3 separate regions of the Homo sapiens genome follow, and regions 2 and 3 are each linked to region 1. Evidence: chromatin loops called from intact Hi-C (ENCODE). Cell type or tissue: heart left ventricle. All regions are shown on one strand.

What was found. Peaks named below come from ENCODE experiments on the same cell type or tissue, not always from the same donor. Only the 100,000 strongest peaks of a DNase experiment are listed, where the experiment ranks them.
Region 2: a loop joins it to region 1, with 11 times the contacts of the local background. A loop is called at or near these places in 22 of 110 quality-filtered maps.
Region 3: a loop joins it to region 1, with 6 times the contacts of the local background. A loop is called at or near these places in 45 of 110 quality-filtered maps.

What each region holds. Positions count from the first base shown.
Region 1 is chr7:50,675,054-50,683,053 of GRCh38, forward strand. All of the region lies in intron 5 of GRB10 (growth factor receptor bound protein 10), which reads right to left. Among named protein-coding and RNA genes, the nearest start is that of GRB10, 100 kb to the right of the region's middle. In heart left ventricle, a CTCF peak has its summit at 4,416 (motif pointing left); no DNase peak of the experiment used is centred here; H3K27ac peaks cover 448 bases.
Region 2 is chr7:50,201,033-50,209,032 of GRCh38, forward strand. No RefSeq gene overlaps it. Among named protein-coding and RNA genes, the nearest start is that of IKZF1, 100 kb to the right of the region's middle. RefSeq lists enhancers at 4,571-4,750, 5,531-6,460 and a silencer at 5,767-5,816. In heart left ventricle, a CTCF peak has its summit at 4,493 (motif pointing right); DNase peaks (open chromatin) are centred at 4,493, 4,792, 5,708 and 6,841; H3K27me3 peaks cover 787 bases.
Region 3 is chr7:50,611,317-50,619,316 of GRCh38, forward strand. GRB10 (growth factor receptor bound protein 10) reads right to left here. Exons shown (of 19, transcript NM_001350814.2): 9 at 7,854-7,969; 10 at 6,755-6,823; 11 at 4,894-5,031; 12 at 3,454-3,564; 13 at 1,425-1,523. Among named protein-coding and RNA genes, the nearest start is that of DDC, 50 kb to the left of the region's middle. In heart left ventricle, a CTCF peak has its summit at 3,626; no DNase peak of the experiment used is centred here.

The DNA of each region.
Region 1 (8,000 bases):
GGATCAGGACTCTCCCTTCCCTGGGATTCCAGAAGTGAAACAAGAGACAGAAACAGAGCAGCACCCAACACTGACACTGGTTCCAGCCCAGAAAGGTTAAGTAGGGGCTGACACTGTGGCAGGGGTTTGTGTGTGGCTGCTACTACAACACATGCCTGAGGGCTTCGGGTGCCCACCCATCCTCTCGATTGGCCAGAGTGCAGAAGGAAGCCCATCTTCACAGAGGAAGGCATGGGGCAGATGCAGAGAGAGAAGCCACAATGGCACAGAGAGTAAGTGAGAGAGAGAGCGGCGGAAAACGCACTGTAGAAAGGGAGGAATGAGCACGCAGAGACAGTGATGGTTGGTTTTATGTGCCAACTTGGCTGGGCCATGGTGCCAGGTTTTAGCTAAACACTAGACTAGATGCTGTGAAAGTATTTTTTAGATGTAATTAACATTTAAACCACAGACTTTGAGTAAAGCAGATTGTTCTCTCTCATGTGAGAGTGCCTCAGCCCATCACCTGAAGACCTGAATAGAAGAAAAAGACCGGCCTCCAAGGGGAAAGATGGAATTCTGCCTCCAGACCTGAGCTGCAACCCTTCCCTGGATGTCCAGCCTGCCAGCCTGCCCTGCAGATTTTGGACTTGCTAGCCTCCACAGTGTCATGAGCCAATTCCTAAAACACATGTGTCTCTCTCTGTATACAGCCTATTTAATGGGTCTGTTTCTCCAGAGAAACAGAGACCTAGGGCTACAACCCAGCACATGGAGATGGGGAGGGGTTGGGGTGGGACGGGGAAAGGGAGCCAGGAGCTAGGGCTGTGCAGCTTCCGGTGCTTCCTAAGGCCTGGCTGCACTCCTGCTCAGGGAAGATTGGTAAAACATTCTTGCATCCATACAATAATTTTGTTGTTGTTGTGCTTAAGCTAATTTGAGTGAGTTTTGTACGTGTAACCCAATACATTCTAATAATATTGACTCCTTTCTTCTGCATTTTTAGATTTTTCGCTTTTTGACATCATGGCAAATAATGATGGAAGCTCACATAATTCGTCCTCTCTTCTGCTCCCAGAATAGCTGCAAGTTACACCCACTTAACACACAGGGTCACAGACAGCAAGACCCTCTTCCTACCAAAGGCTACATTGGTAGGAAGGAAAGCAGAGACCGGCACTTGCAAACTTGCTCACCCTGCCCTGCTCCTAGTAGCTCTGGGCCCAGGGCCCAGGACGTGGGCTTCCTATTTCTTAAGAGTCCTCAACTCTAACATGAGCTTAGCAATAGTGTCCACCCCACCGGGGGGGGGGGGGGGTTGTAAGGACTAGGTTAGTTATTATCTGCTTTATAACACAGCTTGGCACACAGTAAACAGGAAGATGTTATTTATTAGCCCTATTTCATCTATTTCTTACAAAATAACAAAAAGTGATCGTTATTAACCTGGCTTAACAGCTGAGGAAATAGGCCTGGAAGAATTAAATCACCTGCCCAAGGTCACATAAGCGGTATTGAAAATAAGCTTTGCATCCCTCATTCTCTCCTACCAGGTGTGTGCTCCTCACAGAAGCTTCAGAGGGGCACTCTGCCCTCTGGTTAGGAAGGCCTTTGTTTTAAAGGGCTCCCCTCATCTCTCAAGGCTAAAGGGCATAACAAGACAAGACATAAGGAAACAAAACAACAACAATGAGGGAGGGAAGTCCTGGGCAACCACGGTAGTGCAGAGGGGGTATGGAGTGGGCAGGGTCACCCCCGGGGGTAGTGCTTGGGCTTCTGGAGTGGGTGGGACAGTAGGAGCAGGGTTTAGCCAGATCACGCTCAAGATCCTGGTGAAGACAGACAGATAGAAGGGAGGGGTGAGGACAGAAGGGAGGCTGCTGAAATGGCAGCGATGAGATCACTGAGGCCTGGCCAGCACAGCCCTTGCTGGAAGAACAGAGGCCACATTCAAACCAGGGCCAGGGGAGAGGGCAGGGGCTGGGGAGCATCAGGCTGGAAGAGGAAGGTTGCCTTAGAAAAACAGGGGTCAGATGGATCCGAAGATGCGGACTGGGTGAAATCAGCAGCTGAGACGCAGCAAGCAGGGCCCTGTGTGCCCAGGATCTGTGTGGAAGGAGGGAAGAAGAGAGATGTTGCCATGGTTCAGGTTGTGAGTGGTCAAATATTAATCCTGGCCAGATATTAAAAGGACAAAGTGCTGAATCAATAATTAATAATTACTGCATAATCAATAATTAATCACAAGGAAGAACACTCAGAGTCAGCAGGCGAACTCTTGCTCATAGCTGGGGTGAGGTGGGGTGGGGAAGAGTTGGTTGGCAAAAAATCAGGACCCCTGGAGGGGCAGGCATGTACCTGCCTGAGCTACCCGAGGCCCAGAAGGCTTGTGGCCTCAGGGAGAGGAGAGCCTCACTGCCAACTGCTGGAGCGAAAATTGCAGTCCAGAGAACTCTGCCTGCCAAAGACAAGACCTCAGTTCTGTATTTATTGAGACTGCTGCATCCATCTTGAGGAAAAGTTATAGTGGAGACCACGAATCTGGGGCTTCAGGAAAGTTCTAGAACGTATGCATCACGCACCCACTCATCTCCTACACTCCTATTTAGCTGACAGGGAATAGCTGCTTAATTGAAGCTCTGCAAAACAATTAGCACGAGCGCCACTCTTAACTTACCGTATTAACAGCTCAATATTTCTATCTCAGTGGGCCATCTAAAAGTCAATACTGGCCAAAACACAAAGTTCACTGTTAAGTATAGTCAGTCTTGGGTGATGCAGGTTGGTCTCAATGCCACACACGTGCACACGTGCGAACATGTCCACACACATGCACACACTTGCACACACATACACGTGTGCTGTGGGGCCACTCTGCCAATTCAATGCCAGGCTTTTAATCCTGCTTTGGAAATAAAAACAGTGGTACAGTTCCTACTCTGAGACTGTTCTCTTCTAGGAAAATAACATGTTTTCATTCCCTCTGGGGAATTTTCATGTGCAGTTATTTCTCTCTATGCATTCCTAACAGCCCCTTGGCTGTGCTCCCCAGGCAAGCAGCCCCCGGGGTCTCCTGTCCTTTTCCTGCTAAGCCTTCTGTCAGTCAACCAGATCATTCCTGGGTCATAGCTCTGCAATTAGGTCAAATGCAAAGTAATTCTGTCATTATTCAAAGTAAATATAAGGTAACAGATGCCAAAATATAAACACAACACATATCCTCAAAATGCTTTTACTCTCCTCTGAGGTGGATTATTTGTACAACTATTTTCTACTTTAATACATTCAATCATGAATATTTTCAACAAAGCCAGGTCAATCTGGTAACTCAATAGGTTATAATCTTCATAAACTGAATCCAACCACTCTATCTGGATGTTTCAAACCTTCATACTTTCCAGAGCCATTACAGCAAAAATAAAACTTTTTAGAAATTTTAAATGCCATACTTTAGAAACAACTGTAAAATGTCCTGTGGGGTTCATTAGCATTTTATCTGTTTAGATAATAAAATCAATTATGGTTCTCTGACTTGTAAGCTTCACTAAATTCTAACGAAGAGCGACAGTTAAATCTTCCAAACAGGGGTTTTAAAGGTTTGATTCAAAAGAAGACAATTTTTCATATTCTACACCATTTTTTTTTTAATTACTACATTAAGATACGACTGAAATCACACTGAGTTCTTACAAGCATCCCTATGGCGTTTATTCTGTCAGCTGGTCTACCTCAGTAAGGACTCTGTGTGCCACCTCTGTGGGTGTGGTCAACTGCAAAATTCTTGTCTGGTCCCATGAATCCAAGTGGATCAATAATCACCCATTTGTGAAAGGCCTTCTGCCACGTAACAGAAGTGGGAGAAACAAGTAAACAAATGCTTCTCGCAGTGAATATTCAGATTGTCTATTTAATGTTAACTTGACGCCAAAATATTTTCCATGGGGCTGCCCCACTGGGAGGAATAGTGAAAGGTGAAGAAAAAAATAATTTTATATATAAAATTTCACTTCAGACGGATTTATAAGAATGTATTTTCTGCACAAATATAGGTCAAACAACATGGCTGTCAATCATGTTATTAATAGTTATTTTCCTTCTTTAAATAACCCAGTCCAAAACTGGGTATTAACTTTGCCCCAAATATTTGAGTAGCTTGTCTGATCTCAAATTCACATCTCATCTAGTTTCACTGTCATTAGCAAACTGAGGCTGGCTTAGTTTTAAAATAGATATAAACTCAGCGAAACACATTTGCATCGGGCTTATAAATCATCACGAGTAAATGTCTTCCATGCAGCAGGCTAGGTGTGCTGACTAGGAAAAGGCAAAGAGGACAGAGAAACTCCGGGGACAGAGGATTTAACTTCTAGCACCATCTCACCACCTTCACCAATACATTTCTTAGTTTACAGCACCATCTAGTGTCTTCTTTACATTGTTTAGGGATTAAAGATGACACTGGATTCACTTTACTAAATGATTTGGCAACATAAGGACATGTTATTTGCACCATGTGTTTAGGACGTGTCCATTACGATCCCTTCTTCACAGACCTACACAAGCTTCCATCAGTGTGCGATGCCTTCAGAGCTTTCTCCACTACCCCCTTCCCCCATTTTCATATGGAAGATATACCCTGTTAAGTCATAAACAGCTGGGGTGGGGGTATATCATTAAGTCAAAGCAGATTCAGTCCCTAAGAAACAGATAAATGGCACTTTACATGAAAAGTCTCTAACACATGTGCAAAAGCCAAAGTCCTTACACATTTCTATCTAGAAAAGAAGTGAAGGTCAGGCTGCAAAAGTGTTTTCCACTAGACCATGTTCACTTGGCAAGCAATTTCTGTTAACTTCTAACCAATTAAAACTTTGTGCAAATATAACTTAACCTTCTACTGAAACAGCTTTCTGAACAACAATTTATCTTCTATTCTCATGTATTCTAGTCACATGCACTTAATTTCCCATATATAGAGTTTGGACATAAGTAAGTAGAATAAGAAAACCAGGTATTATATGGTTAGAGTATTCTTCTCTATCATATTTATGGTATTTAAAGATATTCAGCAAACACAAAAGCAAACCACCTAACCACAACTCCAAATAAAAATACAAATGGAATCAATGCTTTATTTCACGGGTTCCTACACACAGGCAGGATTTGAGGCAGAAAATAAAATCCCTAGAATTAGTCTGTCCAGCAAATGCATATAAATATCCTTGTACCTAGAAAGAGCTACACAGTCATAACTCTTGGCTTTCAGTGTTTATAAGAGAAACTTCCTTCTCCCAACCTTTGTTGAAAATGGCATCCTCTCCTCTCTACCCAGCTCACAAAAGACAAGGGGAACCACCATTTTCAGTCTCTAGTAATTGAGAAAACACATATCAACAAACTGATGAATTTAACAATTTGTAAGAATATACGTTTTTTGGTTTTTCATTATGTACAGACACATCTGCAAAAGAGTCGTGGCCTATGCTAATGGGCAGTGGCAGGGCTCCAATCAGTGCTGGTGCCTATGGAGACTCAGAAGTCTCCACTCCGACTCCCAGGACCCACAGGCCACATGGGCAGAATCGCCATCCAAAGCATATTCAAAGTTTGTGATGACATAAAATGGGACAAAAATAAACATATATCCTGGGCATAACATAGTTAGACAAAGCTAAAATCACAAGGATCCTCTCAGTCTGCTGAGGCTACACTCACTTGTTCCTGATTACTATTTACAGGTGGTTTCTTAATTATTTTTCTTAGAATGTTTTTTTTCTTCTCCTAAGACAAATGCAGGCTAGTGTATCCAGGAAGGCTGCATGCATATTTAATCCTATATCCAATTCCCTGAGGGCAGGGGCATTGTCTTCTGCTACCTTGAAACTCCATCCAGACCCTCCTCCAAGAAGATCCCAATATGACTTACAGATCCAGGGCCCTACTCAACAATTCTACAGATAACACAAAATATGGAGACTACTGATTCTCTGCTTTCATAAAATCTGTCCTCTGCTCTCCTTAAAGCTACATTTAAATATACACATTCTTTCTAAATAAAGCACTACCCCGCCCTTTGAGTGTTTAAGTATCTATGGCTGCTATTTAGATTCAAAGCAACTAAGAAGCGACTGAGAGCCAAATCTCAGTCTACAACCACGAAGATGAGGCACAGAGCAGGCACAGCTCATGAGCTGCCTGGCAGGGTGCAGAAGGCTGGGAGACAAGAAGGGGAGCCCCTCCACGGAGAAGCCTCCGGCTCTACCCCAAAGACTACCATCGGATATGCAGACAGCCCTGAGCTGCATCCCTGGCCCTTTTGGACTTTAGGCAAGCTGCTCCAGTCTTCCGGCCTCCTCTTAGTCCCAACTCGAGGGGCGATGGTGTTTATGGCTCCCAGGATGCCGCCCGACCTTAAGGCTCTCCAGACCCTTTCTTCTTTGTTTCCTTGAAAATGTGACTGTTAACAGTGGATAGAGAAAAACCTGTATTTTACAAATGAGCTGCTAAAATCATATCTCCCTTGTGGAAGGAGAGAGGATTCTTACAACGCAACAACCAGGAAATGATTCTGTTGCCAGAATAATCTGGTTTATGAGCCTCTTTCCTCTGTGTGCACACGGAGCCTGCCATGAAGCACTGAAAAGACTGCCTGGGCATCTGAGTGTATTTGAGTTTATGGGGCTCCTTCAAAATGCAAAAGTAAACATTTGACATGCTTTCTTCAAGTTTCCATTTGCATTTTTCACGTTTCACGGGGGCTGCACCCTTGCCTTCCATGTGAGGTGTAACTTCCCCTTTTAAGTCATTTTGCCCTAGCCTTCCTGCTTCTGCGCCTGGTAGGAGTTTAATTTCACCAGCCAGGGCTGCCAACCTAATAGAATTTCTGACTCTGGGTGTGTCAGTGCTGAGCAGAGGAGTCTCTGAGCCCCGGGTTGATGAATCCTGAGTGTGTCAGGTGATCCTTAGAAGAAACAGAGCAGGAGATGGTAGGGGGCTTTGCTTTCCTTGGCTGGAGGCAGCCCTGCTACCCACTCAACCCAATGTTTCTGTTGCCCCCCAGCACTGGCCACCTTGGGAACCAAGATATTGGGAAGGGACCTGAAGGGCATAAGGGAATCCAGAGACTCTTGAGAAGGGATCGTAGCTCACCTCAGAACGCCTGGAGCAGTTGGCTAAACACAGCAATTTTAGGAGCCCCTGACCCCTTTGTCCAGAGTGTGGTGAGTCACTCCAGTGAGGAAGAGAGTTTGGCAGGTGGCAGCCTGCCTTGGCATCTGTTTGGGTAGATTGCTAGGCTCTGCTCATTTTGGCCTACACCTCTGCTGACGTTTTCCCCAGGCTCTGGGATTTAGGTGGGAAAAGTCATTAACGTGCCCTCAGGCAGGGTCAGAGCCATGATATCTGCTATTTGGTGTTTTTGGGTAAGTGTGTGAAAAGGATTGGTAACCGTATTTGAAAATCAATGATCATGTCGGCTCAACATCACCCGAACAAAGGGATGACCCTCATTTTTGCTTTTTATCTTTCAGGCCTTTAGTATTTCCAGTTAAGTATTTGACAAGTTAAAAACCAATATATATACTACTTTGTTTCTGTACTTTTTGGCTTGTCACTTTATAGCAGTGGTTTGAAAAGTTTTAAATCAGAAATGAGTATTTACACTTTGGAAAATATATTTGAATCAGAGAGGAAAGGTGGCCTAAGGAATGAGATTTCATGACAGAAAATGGTTTTTATTAATTAGTAACTGTCAGCATATATTTTCTGGTCCAATTCAAAGGGGAGGGAAACATAAATCTGTTAAATCTCAACGCTCACACTGAAATGTTGCAATGGGGAAATTTGGGCTTATTCATATTCAATAATTAAATATCTTCAAAGCTTAGAAGAAATACAAATTTGTTTTTCTTTCTTTGTTCTATTTTTAAAAAGTAAAAGCAGGTATATACCCCCCAAAATTGAAAGTAGGGACTTCAACAGATAATCGTACACCCTTGTTCACAACAGCACTATTCACAACC
Region 2 (8,000 bases), 470 kb before region 1:
ATGCACAATACGGAATATTACTCAACCTTAAACAAGAAGGAATTTCTGACACATGCTATGACATGAATGTACCCTAAGGACATTATACCAACTGAAATAAGCCAGTCATTAATGAATAAGTGCTGTTTGATTGCTCTTATATAAGGTCTCTAGAGTAGTCTAATTTATAGAGAAAGTAGAATGGTGGTTACCAGGAGATAGGGGGAGATGGAAATGAGGACTAAATGTTTAATGAATTCAAAGTTTCTGTTTAGGAAGATGAAAAAGTTCTGGAAATCATAGAGAAAGTAGAATGGTGGTTACCGGGAGATAGCGGGAGGTGGGAATGAGGATTAAATGTTTAATAAATACAGAGTTTCCATTTAGGAAGATAAAAATGTTCTGGAAATGGCTGGTGGTGATGGTTGCATGACAGTGTCAATGTACTCAATGCCACAGAACTATATGCTTAAAAATTGTCTGAAATGGTACGTTTTATGCTATGTGTAGTTTACTACAATTAAACTTTTTTTAATGAAGAAGCACTTTATTTTCAAAAACAGTGTTGGAACATTACAATTTTTCTATACCAGAAATTCCATCATAATGCAATCGTGGATTCTAGGCAAAGCACATAACCATACTAGGCCATCACAGGACATGTCACCTCATTGGTGTGGCGCATTCTTAGAAGGCCTGGCCTTGGCTTTAGGGTAGCAAAGCTTCTCTGGCAGGTATTCAGCTGCAGCGATACAGTGCCTGCGTGGGCATTCCTGCCCCTGGACACGTGGACACATGGAGTTTTCTGGCTTCTTTGTGAATGATACTCAGGCCATGAGCCCCAGTCCCTCCACTAAGAATAAATCCATAACCTTATTTTGAGCACATAATCTGATAGATCATGATGCCAGTGATAAGTTTGCCTCACCATTTCCCTCTTCTATTTTCTTTTACTATGGTATTCTTCCCCCCTTTCTTTTTTCACTTTTCTAAGCTTTATTTGAATGTTTCTGTCTGCTGCAATGGTTTGTCCAAAGATCAACAAGAATAGACAGGGTGTGAGTCCCCAGTCACAACAGTTTTTGACTCCTGTGTTGACTCAATGAAGTCAATAGAAGTTCAAGCCCATCCTTTTTCTCTGACATCCTGGAAGCTCCTGTGTCTTCTCTTGATCCCTTTTGATGGCCTTTGCCCTGTGACCAGAAGAATGCAGAGCATGCTGCAGTTTGGGACCTCAGCTCTGCTGTCAGCACTATGACAAGCTCTTGTTATCTGGTCTCTGTGGTTTTTGATGGGCCAGTGAAATGGGGAGAGGGTGGCCTTTAGGGCCACATAGATGTGAGTGCAAATTCCAGTCCTGCCACTTAACGGTTTTGCATCTACTCTGTGAGGCTCAGTTTTCTTATCTGTAAAATGGAAAATTAATAAGAACCTTGCAGGGTTGTTGTGAGCATTGAACAAGATGATGCAATTAGAGTATGTCATGTAAAAGAGGCAATGAACTGTTCCAAAGCCTAGTGGCTCAGAAGAGCAAGGAGTTGCTGTCTCTCAGGACTGTGCGGATTGTTCCCTGAAGAGTGTGGCCTCAGCTCATCTGTGCAGCTTCTTTGAGCTGTGGGGTCAGCAGAGCTGGTGGTCACATGTCTGGCAGTTGGTGGCTGCCTCAGTTCTTCTCCATGTGACTCTCTTCCTCCAGAAAACCAGATAGGTATTCCTTCCTAGTGGTCTCAGGGCAGTTTCAAGAGGTCAAAAGCAAAATCTGCAAGAGCCCTCAAGGCGTAGCTTCTGGAATTTGCACAACTCTGTCTCCATCCATTTCATTATCCATTGATGTCAGTGCAAGTCACAGGCTGCTCCTGAGTCCAGACTCCAGGGATCAGGAAATGGACCCCACTTCTTGATGGGAGAGCCCCAAAGCCACATTGCATTCTTCTGCTCTTGTATGCTCACCTCTGACACTATCTACTGTCATACACCATCTTCAAGAGTAAAAATAGAAGAGATAGAGATTACTGACTGACACTTAGCATTCCTAAATTTTGAATCTGACCCTGGGTCAGCAACCTACCCCTGCAAGCTTCCCATGGGAAGCTAAGCCTCAAGAGAAAATCCCTGGGTGTCACTGTTGGCCTCAAAGCCACGTAGAATCACTTCAGTGACACCACTTGCCTGAACTGAAGGGAGCAGGAGTAAAACTACTTTACTTCTTTGTTTTCCTCAGCCTAGCCCTGTTATTATCCTTACTCCTTTGATGGTAGCAGGAAAAATGTTCAGCAAGGAGAAGCAAATACAAAACACAGGAACCAGAGCAAAAGCACAGAACAGTGTTCACCCTAATGCCTGTTTATTTTGTATCTCTCTGTCTAATGCTCACCAGAACTACATGGCCCAATCAATATCCCTGGACTAGACCAATACAAAAGCACTCCTCTTCCTTGAGGATAATGAGGGGAAGAAAAACTAAGGGAGGTAGGAGCTTCCCCCTGCTAGAAGTCACCTCCCAAGGCTGAGGCCAAGCATTTTTCCATTTACTCATTCAATAACAATTTATTAAGCAACTATTAATCTTTTACCCCAGGCACTGCTCTAGTACAGAGATCCTGTGTGTCAGTGAGGAGCCTGCACTTTTCTCGTACGATTCTCTCTCTGAGCTCAGCATGGCTGGCCATGCATTGTAGGCTGCTGTCCAAGAGGCTTGCCCAGGCCAGAGACCACCCCAGTGCTAACTGTGCCTTCTCCCCCAGGCTCCATCCCGCACACTGCCTCTTTCAGATCTCTTTCTCTCTCCCTTTGTAGCTCTGTTCCTTCTGGAAGGTGGGGAGGCTCTCTTCTCCCCTCTGTCTACCCAGTAAATTTCCATTTACCCATCAGTTCTCCATAAAAGATTACCTTCCGCAGTGAAGCCTGGCTGGCTCCTGGGCCGAGTAAAGCTCCTCTGTTCTATGGTCTTGTATGATAGGTTCCTCGCCTTCATAATATTCTCAGTTGTAACCATACAGTCATTTATGTGATACTTTGGTTAATCTCCATCTCCCTCCACGAGGCTCTATGCTTTCTGCAAACAAGCACCATGGTCATTTTCTCTCAGCGCCCTATTTCCAGTACCCAGCATAGTCCCTGCAGCAAGCTGTTTATGATCATCGTTTGCATAAGTGAATGGATGGATGAATGAGCAAATCTCCCTGTGTGGTCTGCAGAGGTATCCCCTGAGCCTGTTGCTGGGAATGTAGGGCCCTAAGACAAAACCTTACCTCAAATGAAGACGTCTTCCTAAAAGGCTCAGATCCATCTTTCTCTCATTTCTTTCAGGTCCTCAACCAAGAGCCCCAGGGACCTCATTTCAAGGGTCCCTCCTTCTGTTTCTCACAGGAAGACTAGGAAATACTCGTGCTAACAGATTCCATTGGCTGCCTTAACTGTCCCAAAATCCCAGAATCAGCCCCAATCCTTGCCTTGTTATAATTCAGGTACAGAGAAAACATAAAGACGTTCACAGTTGTAGAGTGATAAAAGCAAATGCTCTTCCATTGGGCCCACAAGTTTTGAGCACCCACTGTGTGCCAGCACCAGCACTCACAATGAAGCAATTCTATGCTGGGATTTTTTGACATCTTAAAATGCCACTTGGTAGTGGTTTGCTAAGAGGGACAAGAGGGAGGATCATGAGTTGAAAGCTGCTGTGGAAGACAGTATAGTTTTCTGGTAAAGACGCATCCAAACTCAGAAGAAGCACAGACAATCTACGACTTCCTGTTGGCTGCTCTTCCAGACAGTCTGACTAGCCTGCCGACATAGCCCTGGTTTTTGAGGGGAACTTAAGCCCTGCATTTAAGGGCCTAGATCATCGCTGCAAGTATCAAAGAACAAAGAGCATAGTCATTAATTTCTAGAATGATGGCTGTAATGAGGAGATGCCGACCTGAAGTCCCAGGAAGGAGGAATTAGCAGCCCACATTTTGTCTTTCCATTGACTGTTGTAGGGTTACAAGGAGAGATAAAGCAATGAGAGTGGCACTGGTTGGCTGTGCTTGCCTTTTAAATATATATATATATTTAACAAGCCTTCATTTTGTCCTAAGAGAAATCAAATGCTGCATTTAGGGGCCTGCAGCAGAGCACAGAATGGGTCGCTGGCCCACTCCTAGCCTGAGCTGCTCCTGACCTTGGAGTTGAAGCTTACCTCGCTGCGGGAGGTCTGATAAGGCGATCTCTGCTCTCCTCGGAGATGCATAAGTGCAGACAGCCAGAGAGTGCCGTGGGTTTCCACCAAGGCCAGGCTATTCGTCATGGGCTCTCCTTGTGGACTGTGCAGGTCTGGGTGGGGGTGGGATTTTAGGAGGGAAATAATGGTGAGGAAATCCTCTCCCTCTCACACTAAAAGTATTTTTTCTTCCCCTGTGAGTTGGGAAAAAAATGGGAATTTTACCAAAATAAATAAATAATAATGATTGCAGAATTACTGTGCTGGAGCTTTTAAGAGCCCAATCTGCAAATGGGGTAAACGGCCACCAGATGGCAGTACTGACCAGGTCCTTGAATCAACCAATGCGGAGCCCACAGACAGAATCCCGCATCACGCTCTCAGGGAGGAAACTGAGGCCAGATCCCATGAAATCATTCGCCAGATGTTAAAAAAAAAAAAATCAGCTGATTCTATTCAGCGTGGCTCTGCTTTCTACAGGGGTCAAGTCTATCACATTGCTATCTTAAAGGACTTCACAGTTGTAGTGATGGAAGCAAATTCTCTTCTTCCATCAGCCCACATGTTTTGAGCACCCACTGTGTGCTGGCACCCAGCCAGGCACAAGGATTTGCAGGGAATGAAATCAGCTCCTGCCCTCCTGGAGCTCGCGGAGCACTTGTTTGTCTGTCTGTCTGTCTTTCTTTCTTTCTTTCTTTCTTTCTTTCTTTCTCTCTCTCCCTTCCTTCCTTCTTTCTCATTCTTCCTTTCTTTCTTTCTTTTCTTTCTTTCTTTCTTTCTTTCTTTCTTTCTTTCTTTCTTTCTTTCTTTCTTTCTTTTTCTTTCTTTCTGTCTTTCACTTCAACTTTTATTTTAGATTCAGGGGGTACCCGTGCAGGTTTGTTGCGTGCATATATTGCTTGATGCTGAGGTTTGGGGTACAATTGATCCCATCAGCTGGGTAGTGAGCATTGTGCCCAATAGGTAGTTTTTCAGTCTTTCCCCCTCCCTCCCTCCCTCCCTCTCTAGTAGTCCCCCATGTCTGTTACTGCCATCTTTATGTTCATGTGTGCCCAATGTTTAGCTCCCTCTTACAAGTGAAAACATGCGGTATTTGGTTTTCTGCTCCTGTGTTAATTCACTTAGGATAATGGCCTCCTGCTGTATCCATGTTGCTGCAAAGGACATGATATCATTTTTACAGCTGTGTAGTATTCCACGGTGTATAGGTATCATGTTTTCCTTACCTAGTCCACTGTTGATGGGCTCCAGGTTTGTTTTGCTATTGTGAATAAGCACTTGTTTATTACGATGTACCTAGGCAGTGCCAGCACCAAAGTCTTACCCAGTTGACGGGAGTTCAAAAGGAGACAGCATCGGCTGTGGATGGGGGAGGGCAAGCCAGGAAGAGGGGCAGGTAAGTTCAAAGAGAAGGTGACATTTTAGTATGTTTTGAAGCCCTGTGTGACTCACACTTGCCTGCCAGGGAGGAAGATGAGGTTATTCCAGGCAGAGGAGCAGCCTGGCCAACAAGACCCTGCATAGCTGGCCACGGAAGTCGGCTGAGGTTGCAGTGTGTAGAGTGTGTGCAAAGTGGGGGGTGGGGGTGAAGCTAAAAAGGAACACGGGGCAGCTTGTGAAGGGTGCTGGACCCGTGATGAGTCGCTTCCCTAAACACGGAGCGACTCATCACATTGCACAGGCGTTGACTGGGCTCGGGGAGAATGGGGGATCGAGAGAAGGAAGCACCAGGCATCCCTCCTGGGACTGATGAGCTGGGCCAGATAAATCTGGGATGGAATTGACCTTAGGCTACCCACCCCCAGCCCCCACCAGGCCGATGGGGTCCTTGGGGAGTCCCACAGCACCCTCTATCGCCGCACCTCTCCCCTCACAGCAGTATCACCGGTGAGCTCCTCTGTCCCCTGGATTAGGAGAGGAACCCCCCGGAACGCAACGCTGCTGGAAATGGGCTCCTGCTTTTGTTTCTCTGTCCCATCAGGATCTGCCTAAGCTCCCTCGTGGAGTGGGTACCCTATAAGCCACTGTGTGGTGTGGACGCACGAGGGGCATGAAGCAGGGGCAGTGAGTGAGTGTCCCTGAGTTTTCTAAGACAAAGCAGCAGCGGCAGATGATGGGACCTCCATGGGGAAGGCCGCGATGCCGAGGAAGGAGGGAGAGGTGAGCTCTCTGGCACCAGGACCCAAGGCCTTCTAGTCCACGTTAGGCCGCAGCCCCCACTGCACGTTAGCCTGCCCCTGGGCAGAAACACCCTGGGGTGCACAGTGTATGGGGAGCTCATGCTCCTGGGAGGGTGGCAGGGGAAGAGGAAGGCGCTGGAGCAGGCAGAGATGGAAGCAAGGAGATGTAACGAGCAAAGTTTTCCATCAAGGAGCTTAAAAAGGAGGGGTTAGGAAAAGCGGGTATGAGGTTGTTCACCTCAAACTCATTCATTCTGGGCTGACCCTGTGGCCACTCCACGGCTGGCATCGCTGCAGCACTGGGGCTGAAACTGGGGAGGCTCCAACCAACTCCCCTCAGGGAACGTTGCTTCCAATGAGAGAAAGTTGACCAGAAATAGCAGCAAAGACAAAATCTGAATGTGGATATTTTCTTTCCCACTGGTGCTGGCAAGAGACTTACTCCAGCTGAGTGGCATGGGCCAGCGGGTGTGGCCAGGGAAGGCCTCTTTGAGGAAGTGACATTTGAGCAAGACGTGGGGGAAAGGAGTGGCCCTTCCAGGCCGAGGGAAGGGCAGGGAGGAGATGGAGAGGCGGCCTTGGGTGGGGTGTGGGAAACTCAGTTGGGAAGGACGTCGGTTCTGACTCCCAGAATTAGGGTAGGCCGGGAGGTTTGTGAGTGGGACCTGTCGCGCTGGGGGATGCTGTGAAGCTGACGCGCTCTGTGGAAGAGAGATGCAGGGCACGAAGGGGGAGCAGGGACCGGGGTGGAGGGCCACAGTCAGTCCAGGACAAGAGGCTGGCCACCAGAAGGTGGGTGAGGGAGGCCATGAGGGTTTAAAGTATTGTCCCTCAGAACTAACTGCTGGGTTAGGCATGCTGGGGTCAGGGAGGGAGGATAAAAAATGGGTTCTGGGGTGAAACACCACGGGAAGGCCCAATGTGTGAAATCCCAGCACTGCACAGGAGGCTGGAGGGACAACATCATCAAGACTTTTCTGGCAAAAGATGGACTTCAGCTGAGGGCACACACACACTTTGGTACAGAATAGTACCTCTCAACTAACCGAGACCCTGTCTCCAAAAAAAAAAAAAAAAAAAAGGTGCCTCCTCCTTCTTGGTTCATGCAGTCAGCCCCCACAGCCCAGGCTGTCCTAATTTGCCCTCCCTCCCACCACAGGCTGTCCTTTCCGTGGCACTGGGGCTCTTGGTCTGAGTCATCTGATACAAGAAGCCCTTTGCTTTTCCATGTTGTCGTCTGCCATTCTTCACCTTGTCCCTATTGTGCCCTTCCTTCCTTCCTTCCTTTCTTTTTCTTTCTTTCTTTTTCTTTCTTTCTTTCTTTTTCTTTCTTTCCTTCTTTCTTTCTCTTCCTTTCTTTTCTTTCATTCTCTTTCTTTCTTTCTCTCCTTCCTTCCTTCCTTTCTTTTCTTTCTTTCTTTCTTCCTGTCTTTCTTTCTTTCTTTCTCTCTCTCTCTCTCTCTCTCTCTCTCTTTTTCTTTCTTTCTTTCGTAGAGGCAGGGTTTCACCATGTTGGTCAGGCTGGTCTCAAACTCATGACCTCAGGTGATCCACCCGCTTCTGCCTCCCAAAGTGCTGGGATTACAGGTATGAGTCGCCGTACCCAGCAAGCTTTTCTTTCTTTGTGCACTTAGCACTAA
Region 3 (8,000 bases), 64 kb before region 1:
CTGGAGGTCCATGCAGAATACTGCCCTCAATGGATGTCACCTATGTGACCAGTTCCCACTGATGACCCTTACACTGAAAACCGGCTTACACAGGAGTGGTCTATGATCTATGATGTATTAACATGGACATTTCCTCTTCCATTATGAATTTGTAAAGTTTTGATTTCCATAATTCTTTTTTTAATCAGTGAAAACATAAAATAAGGTTCTGGGAGAGAGATACAGGAAGCCAATCTGTGGAACTTTTGGTTTGGGCCCCAGCATCCTATAAAAATGGCACTAGGATGTATCCTTAATGTCTCTGGAATCTGTGGATTACTGGGTGCAAAATGCTACCTGCCAAGTGGATGGGACAACAGGACTACATTCAGAATTGGATCTGCAGCACCTCCAGGAAAGTTTTGAGCTATGCTTCCTTCAGTTCCTCCATCTCCTTAATTGACTTCACCTTGAGTCTCTGGACCAGCTCAAAGGCCACTACAGTTCAACGAAGGCTGGGAGTTTTTGTAAAGAAATCCCTAGACCATTGTATCCATTGGCTCCAGTTGACTAAACGAACATCTCCTATGGAGACCCCTGGACTTTAGCCAAGCTCACCTGGGCCAGCTAACTTACAACTCACAAGGACTCTGTAGACTTAATTCCAGACATGTGGGATATGGTATATGTGCACAGAAACACTGTGGGAAATCCAAAGTGACTACAGTAAACAGCCCTATGAAATCACTCTGGCAACTGGCATGAAATTGCTGTCAAGGGCATTACTCTATATGCAGTACCACGTGATAAATTTCCTTTAGAACTTACAGTCAGGAGGTACTGTCTCTGCTGAGGAGCTTCAGTCAACTGTATAATTCATCATGTTTACTTCATGGCCCTGGCTTTTTGGGAACCTGAGAGTTGGTTCAGTCGTGAAAATAATTAACACCTCATGTACTATTTCCTTTCTCCCTGGTCCTGATTTTTCGAATCCTATTCTTCTAATCTAGTGGTCTCAACCAGGGGCAATTCCCCATCCTCTGGCTTCAGGGCACATTTGGCAACATTTAGAGACATTTTTGGTTGTCTCAACTGGCCGGGCGTGCGACTGGCATCTAGCAGGCAGAGACCAGGTATGCCACACATCTAAGTGGCCTGCAATGCTTGGATGTCCCCCAGACCCCCGACAAAGAATTATTCTACCCAAAATGTCAGTAGTACTGAGTCCGGAAAACCTAGCTCTACCCTGTTTAATATTAGGCCCTCTGTTAAAAGCTCCTGAGATCTTGTTTAGAAAGATGCTTAACTACATTTGATAAATAAAATATTGTGACAGAACAGCGGAAAAGTTACGAGCATTTTCCTGCCAGAATAGACATCAAGTCCAGAGGCCAATTTTCCACGAAGAGATGTGCACTCAACACAAACCGCAAGATGTCACATACCTTGAGGAGTCTGAACGCTGTCATCCAGCACGTCCTGGTTTGCTCGTCCTCTGCACAGAGCAACCTCAGCTCTTTAGTTTCATTCCTGACTTTGTTTGGCTACAGGAGGTAAAAGAAAGTCCTGTTAGTGTTACACAGGGAGTCAGAAACAGCTTCTGTCAAGGCAGGGCTGCATCTGACACAAACCAGAGACAACCAGCTGGAGATCCCCCTAGCAAGGAGCACAGCAGATACACACACACCTGTGTGTTAAGCGTTCATTCATCCACCTTCCTGACAAGACTTTATTAAGTGCCTACCATGGACTGGCCCCAGGTTGTGTACCACTTAGCTGAATAATAAGCCATCCTTTGGGAACTTCAGAGGAGACAGAAAAACAAACTAGCACAGGACAACGTAATGTGGTAAGCACAATAGGACAAAGAGGAAGAGGCATCTAACTCTGTCGACGGACTGGATTCTATGGGAGGAGAACCTGCCTTCTGACTTACAGGAGGAGAGATCTTAAAGTTGCCCCCAGGCCACTGAGAGGAGGGGCTGCTGCAGGGCTTAGCCAAGAGGGGCAACCCCTGAGGAGCTCAGGGATTCTGATGTCTGAGCAGCCCCAAGATCAGACCCCAAGTAGAAGGTCCAGAGAGGGAGACTGATGTTGGCTCTGGAGAATGAGACAGAAGGGGAAGTAGGCACCATGGGGAGAAGACAGGTGCCCCTCCAGAGGCAGGGCCCTTTGGTGAGGGAGGAGAATTGTTGCAGGCATAAACTGACCTGCATCTCCAGAAGAACCCCCGACCTCAGACTCAAGAAACAATGCTGGACACACCCCAGCTCTCCCTCCCAAGAATCTGGAGGGGTTGAGGGACAGGTGTGACTACCCTGCGCTCGGCTGGTGCTATGAGAGAAGCAGAGACTGCGTTTGCAGAGACAGGCAAGCATGGCTGGTGTGGGCTGGTGGGAAGGGAGAGTGCCAGCTGCTGCTCATACCTCCAGCCCCGCCTGAGGCTGCCTTGGGCCTCTAGCTGGTGTGAATTAGACGCCTATTACTTATAACCGAAAGAGTATTCCCTGAGCAAGGTATGAGGTGATATTTTGGAAAGAAATTTTCCCCTAAGGAGGGGCTCCCCGTATTGTGTGTTCTCGGGATGTGGCTTGGGCTATGGCTCATAAGTCAGCCTACAGGGCAAACTCCAAGCACAACTATTCACTGGCTACTGGATGTGGGCAATGTGGCCAACTTCCTATCCCACAAGGGGCTGTGAAGATTAAGATAATGGATGTAAAACTGTCAGTGGAACATATCATGCACAGTAAGCATTCAGTAAATATCATCTACCATTATGATTATTAATACCACCACAACCTCATCAGGGGAAAAGGAGTGGGCTCTGCCTATAGGTGTGTGCACATGTGTATGTGTGTCTATGTACATGTGTGTATAATGTATGTGTATGCACAAAGGTGTATGTCTATACCTGTGTGTATGCACAAAGGTGTATGTCTATACATGTATGTATGCACGTGTGGGTATGTGCATGTAGATGTGTGTGCACACGTGTGTGTGCATGCCAGCACACACATGCATGCAGAGGGTGGGCAGCATTGTGTCTATTCCTGTCTGACCATCCCCACAGCCAGAGGCCCACACAGAAGCCATCAGCTCACTCAGTACCATGCAGGCAACCCAGGTGACAGGCTGGGGGTCCCCTCCCTTGCCCCACCTCCCCTTCCAGCTACTAGTACTGGGCTACAGCCACAGCCCACCCTTTGATGCCAAAAGCCACCCTCCCTAAAACACTGAGCCCACTAGCCACATTATCCATCCCTGTCTGCTTGTCCTTGAGCTTCTGAGCTACTCAAGGACTGATAGCAGCAAGTGTACAATAAATGTTTTTACAGGAATGGATAAATCCAGTGTGAAACTATGTTTCTGTTGAAGACAATAGAAGCAACAATCAAGTGCTGGGCAAGAGAAGAAGTCAGTCTCCTGTGGGCTGCTGAGCATGCGCGCCGTCTGTGGACAGCTCGTGGGTACCTTTATGCAGAGCCCGTGGTCTGTAGGGGCGTTGTACTGCTTCCTGCCAGCGATCAGGGAGAAGATGTTGCTGTCCTCCAGGTCGGCCAGCAGCTGCAGGTGTCTGGGTTCCTGTGACAACACTGGCCAGGTTAAAGTCTCAAGCACAGCAAAGAGCAAATGTGTTCACCTCTGGTAGACAGAGGGCAGTCTCTGCACACTTACAAGCACTTTCCCCGATGACACTATACATATTACATATGATTATTACGCGAGGTGTAATAAGTGCTAAACTAAAACCAAATTCACCCAGTCTCACCCAAAACACCCACTTCCCCAGTTCTCAGACACACAAGGCTGTTGGAACGTATTTGATACTTCTGGCAAATCAAAGCCCCATGACCGGATATTCAAGATAAAAAGCAGGAGAAAATCTATAACCCAAAGGTCAGAGTTAAGAGCACAGGGCCTGTCTGCCTTTGGTTTGTTGTGAGTCCAGAGTCCAACCGTACTTTGGGTTTTCCCACTGGTAGCTTGCTTGTCCCACCCTTCTCCTCCTCAACTCTCCAGCCCAGCTCTGTTTCCTGCTCTACGAAATACCCTCCCAACTTCAGCACACACGAGGACAGTGAGCGGGCCACACAGCAGAGCTGGGAGGTCAGGAAGCTACCATGCCCTGTGTCAGTTCAAAGCCCCTCTCTGCAGACGCCCCTTCTCTCTGGCCCAGGTGTCGGCAGCTGCTGACTTCCCAGAGCCGGCCCCAACACCTTCCCAGAGCCGGTTCCCAGATGCTCAACACCTGTGCTGGGGTCCCGCCAGCTCCCTTTCACCTCTGCTGGCCAGAGCAAAAGAGACCACAGCCCTCAGATGGTAAGTGCTCAGCCAGGTATTGGGTGGACAAGGCTCCTGCCACAGGGTATATGTGGACAGCACAAGAAGAGAGCAGACAAGAGTGTACATGGGAGCAAAGGAGCCTCCGGCCTAAGCTCTCTTTTGAGGGCCTGCAGCTGTTTTCCATCTCCCACCTTCTTCTCACTGGGGATACATGCAAGCCTGCAGTTTATTTCATGAAATATCTATGATACATAAAGTTACACTGGCATTAGGGTGGCAATAGTCTATCAAACATCTTTACAGCTAGCTTAAATCCCAACTTATGAGAACTAGGCCAGTCTCTGAAGTGATGGGGCAGCCAGGGGTGTCTGCTCCCAACCCGCAGTGGGGGTGGGGCTAGGCAGGTGGGGTTCTTAGGCCTGTATTATTTATTACCTAGTTTCTGAGCGAGACCAGGAAACCTGTGACTCCAAGTTCAGCTGCTGCACAATTAGCTTATTAAGAAGTTGTCCTGAGCTTGGAGGAGTCTAAGGTGCATTTAAAAATGAAGCCCAGGTTCACTCTGAGGACCTGGGGGGAGTGACTGTGGCAGAATTAGGGCTGGTGGTGGTAGCTTTTAAAGCTCACCTTTGAAGTTCCCTTGGTGGAGCAATAAAGGCCAGATCTCCGCAAACACACATACAGCTTTTTCCATGATTTCTTTCCCAGCTCTTTCACATGCAAAAACCCTTGAATTTCAGGACAACTACTGGAGTTCAGAAAATTCTGTTGAAGAACAAATTTTTAAAATCACATAATGCTAATCTAAAATAATTAAAGCAGACATGTTATCAGCATAGCTGACATTTTCTGAATTATTAAAAGACTCCTTTTTGGATCAAAATGAGAGTGTTCTCCTTTCCAAAGTCTTAAAATCCCATCTCAATTCGTGTTGCATAGAACATAATTCGTATTTAAACATATGCAAGCAAATGGACCTTTCCAACACTGGTGATAACACGAGTCATGAATTTCCCTATAAGATAGTGCACTGAAGGATCCAGTCTGATATCAGACTGAGGGCAAGAGCAAGTGCCATGACCAAGTGATTGGGACTCTGGAGACTGACAGTGAGTATGTAGTGGCCACTTTTACCCAGGCACCCCTCCAGTCAAGGGTCACATAAAAGGTGTCATGTGTCCGCAAGTGATGCACCCAGGTGCAGGACATCCTGGTGATGTCCCCCTGTTCCAGCTAACTCTTCCCACAGGCAGCCTTAAGAATAAAGGCTTTATCAAAACAAAACAAAACAAGAAACTACGCTTTTCATCAAAGGGAAGACAGGCCAAGGGCCAGGTCATGGAGCGAAGTTGGGGAGGTGATGCTGGCAGGTCCTGCTACTAGACTGGGAGGGGACAAAGCTCTTTTCCCCCAGGTGGGAAAGGCACGTCGGACAGAGCCCTGGTGCACCTGGGTCAGTCCTTCTTGAGTCTCAAGAGATCACTGCACATCTTCACAAAGCGCATGGATCCTCTCAAAGTCAAGGCAATTAAAACAGAATCTGCTATTTCACTGTTCACTGTGTATAGGTGGTAACTTAGTGCTGACACCTCTCGCCAGAACAGACACATGCTATGGTCAGAAGGGCTTCTGAAGACACCACCAGAACAGAGCTCTGAAACTCTTATCTTTTAGATGCTGAAACAAATTTGGTGATAACAACGTAGAAAAAGGGCTTATGAGGAGAATTCTGTAGGAACTACATTTTAGTAGTTTCTCTTACATGTAATGTCACCTGGATCTTGTTGGTGGCCTTAGGAAATGGTTTATTCTCTCACTTTTAACATGTACACAGGCACATTTTTAGGGTGTAGCTGTAACATTCCCATTCCCCACTCCCAGCTTCCCCGGAGGAGTGTGTGTGAGAGCTGGGCACAGAGGCCCTGGTGGCTCCCTCCACTGGAAGAGGAGGTGGGGAGAGACCAGGTTTTCTTAGAACAGACTTTATGAATCAGGACAATTAAAGCAGGTTTCTTTATTTGTAATATATGGCAAGTTACTTTTAAAAGTCTGTTGTGGTAACCCGATCATCTTTTACTATAGACTCTGTGCTTCTGCAGAGATTTCCAAGCAGCTAGGCGGTGGCCTGACCTGGGACCCCTGCTCAGAAAGGAGCTGGGGAGGGAGCCCTGAGACTGGGGTTTCTCCATGCACCCCCTGGCCCACACTCAGCAGTGGCATCACTGGACTCTTCTAAGTCAGAGCAAGGGCATCGTGTAAGTGCCTGTTTGGCTTAGAAGGAACCCAGCTACACACAGATTTTCCAAGGAAACTTTTAATTTCTGGTTACTCTAAACCCTCCCCCCAACCACCCCTCCGGCTTAAGAGCCAAGGTTATAAATGGTGAAAGATGCGATCTCTTTAGGTTTTTTACAATGCTGCCATTCAGTTCCAAGAGGATTTCTATTCAGAAAGTCTATTTCAGCAGAGATCTATTGTGGCCCAGTACCTGCAAAAGCTGGGTTTGACTGCCATTTGACTGCTGGCACCAAGTAACCATCTGTTCTGGGAAGAAATTCTAAGAAAATGGGAAAAAACAAATACGTAAAAGGTTAGCTTCAAAGTGAGGGAAGGTATGTCATATAGATATGTCAATTTTAAAACTATTCCTACCAGTATAATTACATACACCTGTATTTAAAATGGCGGTCCTTTTTATTCTCCTATCACACAGAAGAAACACCTCCTTCAAAAGGTTGTATTTTGTTTCCTGAAATGCTGGGTACTAGTGTGGAATACCAACTATGTTTACTAAGGGATTCATGTCTCACAGCATGCTCCATGGCAAAGAGCGATGCCAGCGTCCCAGCCCAGTGGCACAAGTGCACAGCGTGAGATAAAGAATTCCTGAAACTAAAAGGTAAGCCCAGTCACGAGAAAAGCCTGTTCTGCTGCATTCCCCAAAAACAGTCTTCAAATTTCTTACTTTGGAATAAAAAAGCAGCTACATTATCAGAGTCAGAAATGGCCCTGGGTCTTCTCCCCAGTTGATGCAGCTCTGACCCATGACTCAGGATGACAGCGAGTGCCCCAGGAGCTAGGAGGTGCCCTCCCTATCCTGGCCTCTCACAGGACAAGTGCCTCTCCCAAAGAAAGAAAAGAGAGATCAAGGTGACCAGCTCAAGACACCAACCAATCGCACTGATTTCTCTAGTCATTCTTCCACGTATGATCACAAAATATATTTGCTATTTGCAGAGAATAATGAGTTTTTCTTCTGCTAAGTGTTTGATCAGTTCAACTGAGAACTTTCAAAATAACAGAAAACACCCAGCCTCTCCCAGCTCCTGTCTTAGAGACTAACCCCCTTTACACTGTGTCTATGTGAAGAAGGAGACCTCTACCTTCAGCCAGTCCCACGCACATTTAGTGAAGCATGAGACTGGGTTTCAAGCAAGGACTGCTTCATTAAACTACAACTCTGATTCTCAAACCCATATGCTACACCATGCCTCTCAGTCACTTTCTAATCTGATACTATGAAACCCAAGTATAAACTTCAAGATTTCAAGAGTCCCAAACCCCAAACCTGAAGAGGTAAGACTCACCATGGGATTTTTAAAGAACTCGTATTTTGCGTAATTCTTCCTGAATAGAAATTTACTCTCACTGGCCATGGTACTCTCCACCTGGACCACCAGCTCATGGTCTTCCAAGCACCTCTCTGCAGGGGCAAAGCATCACGTGTGAGACGC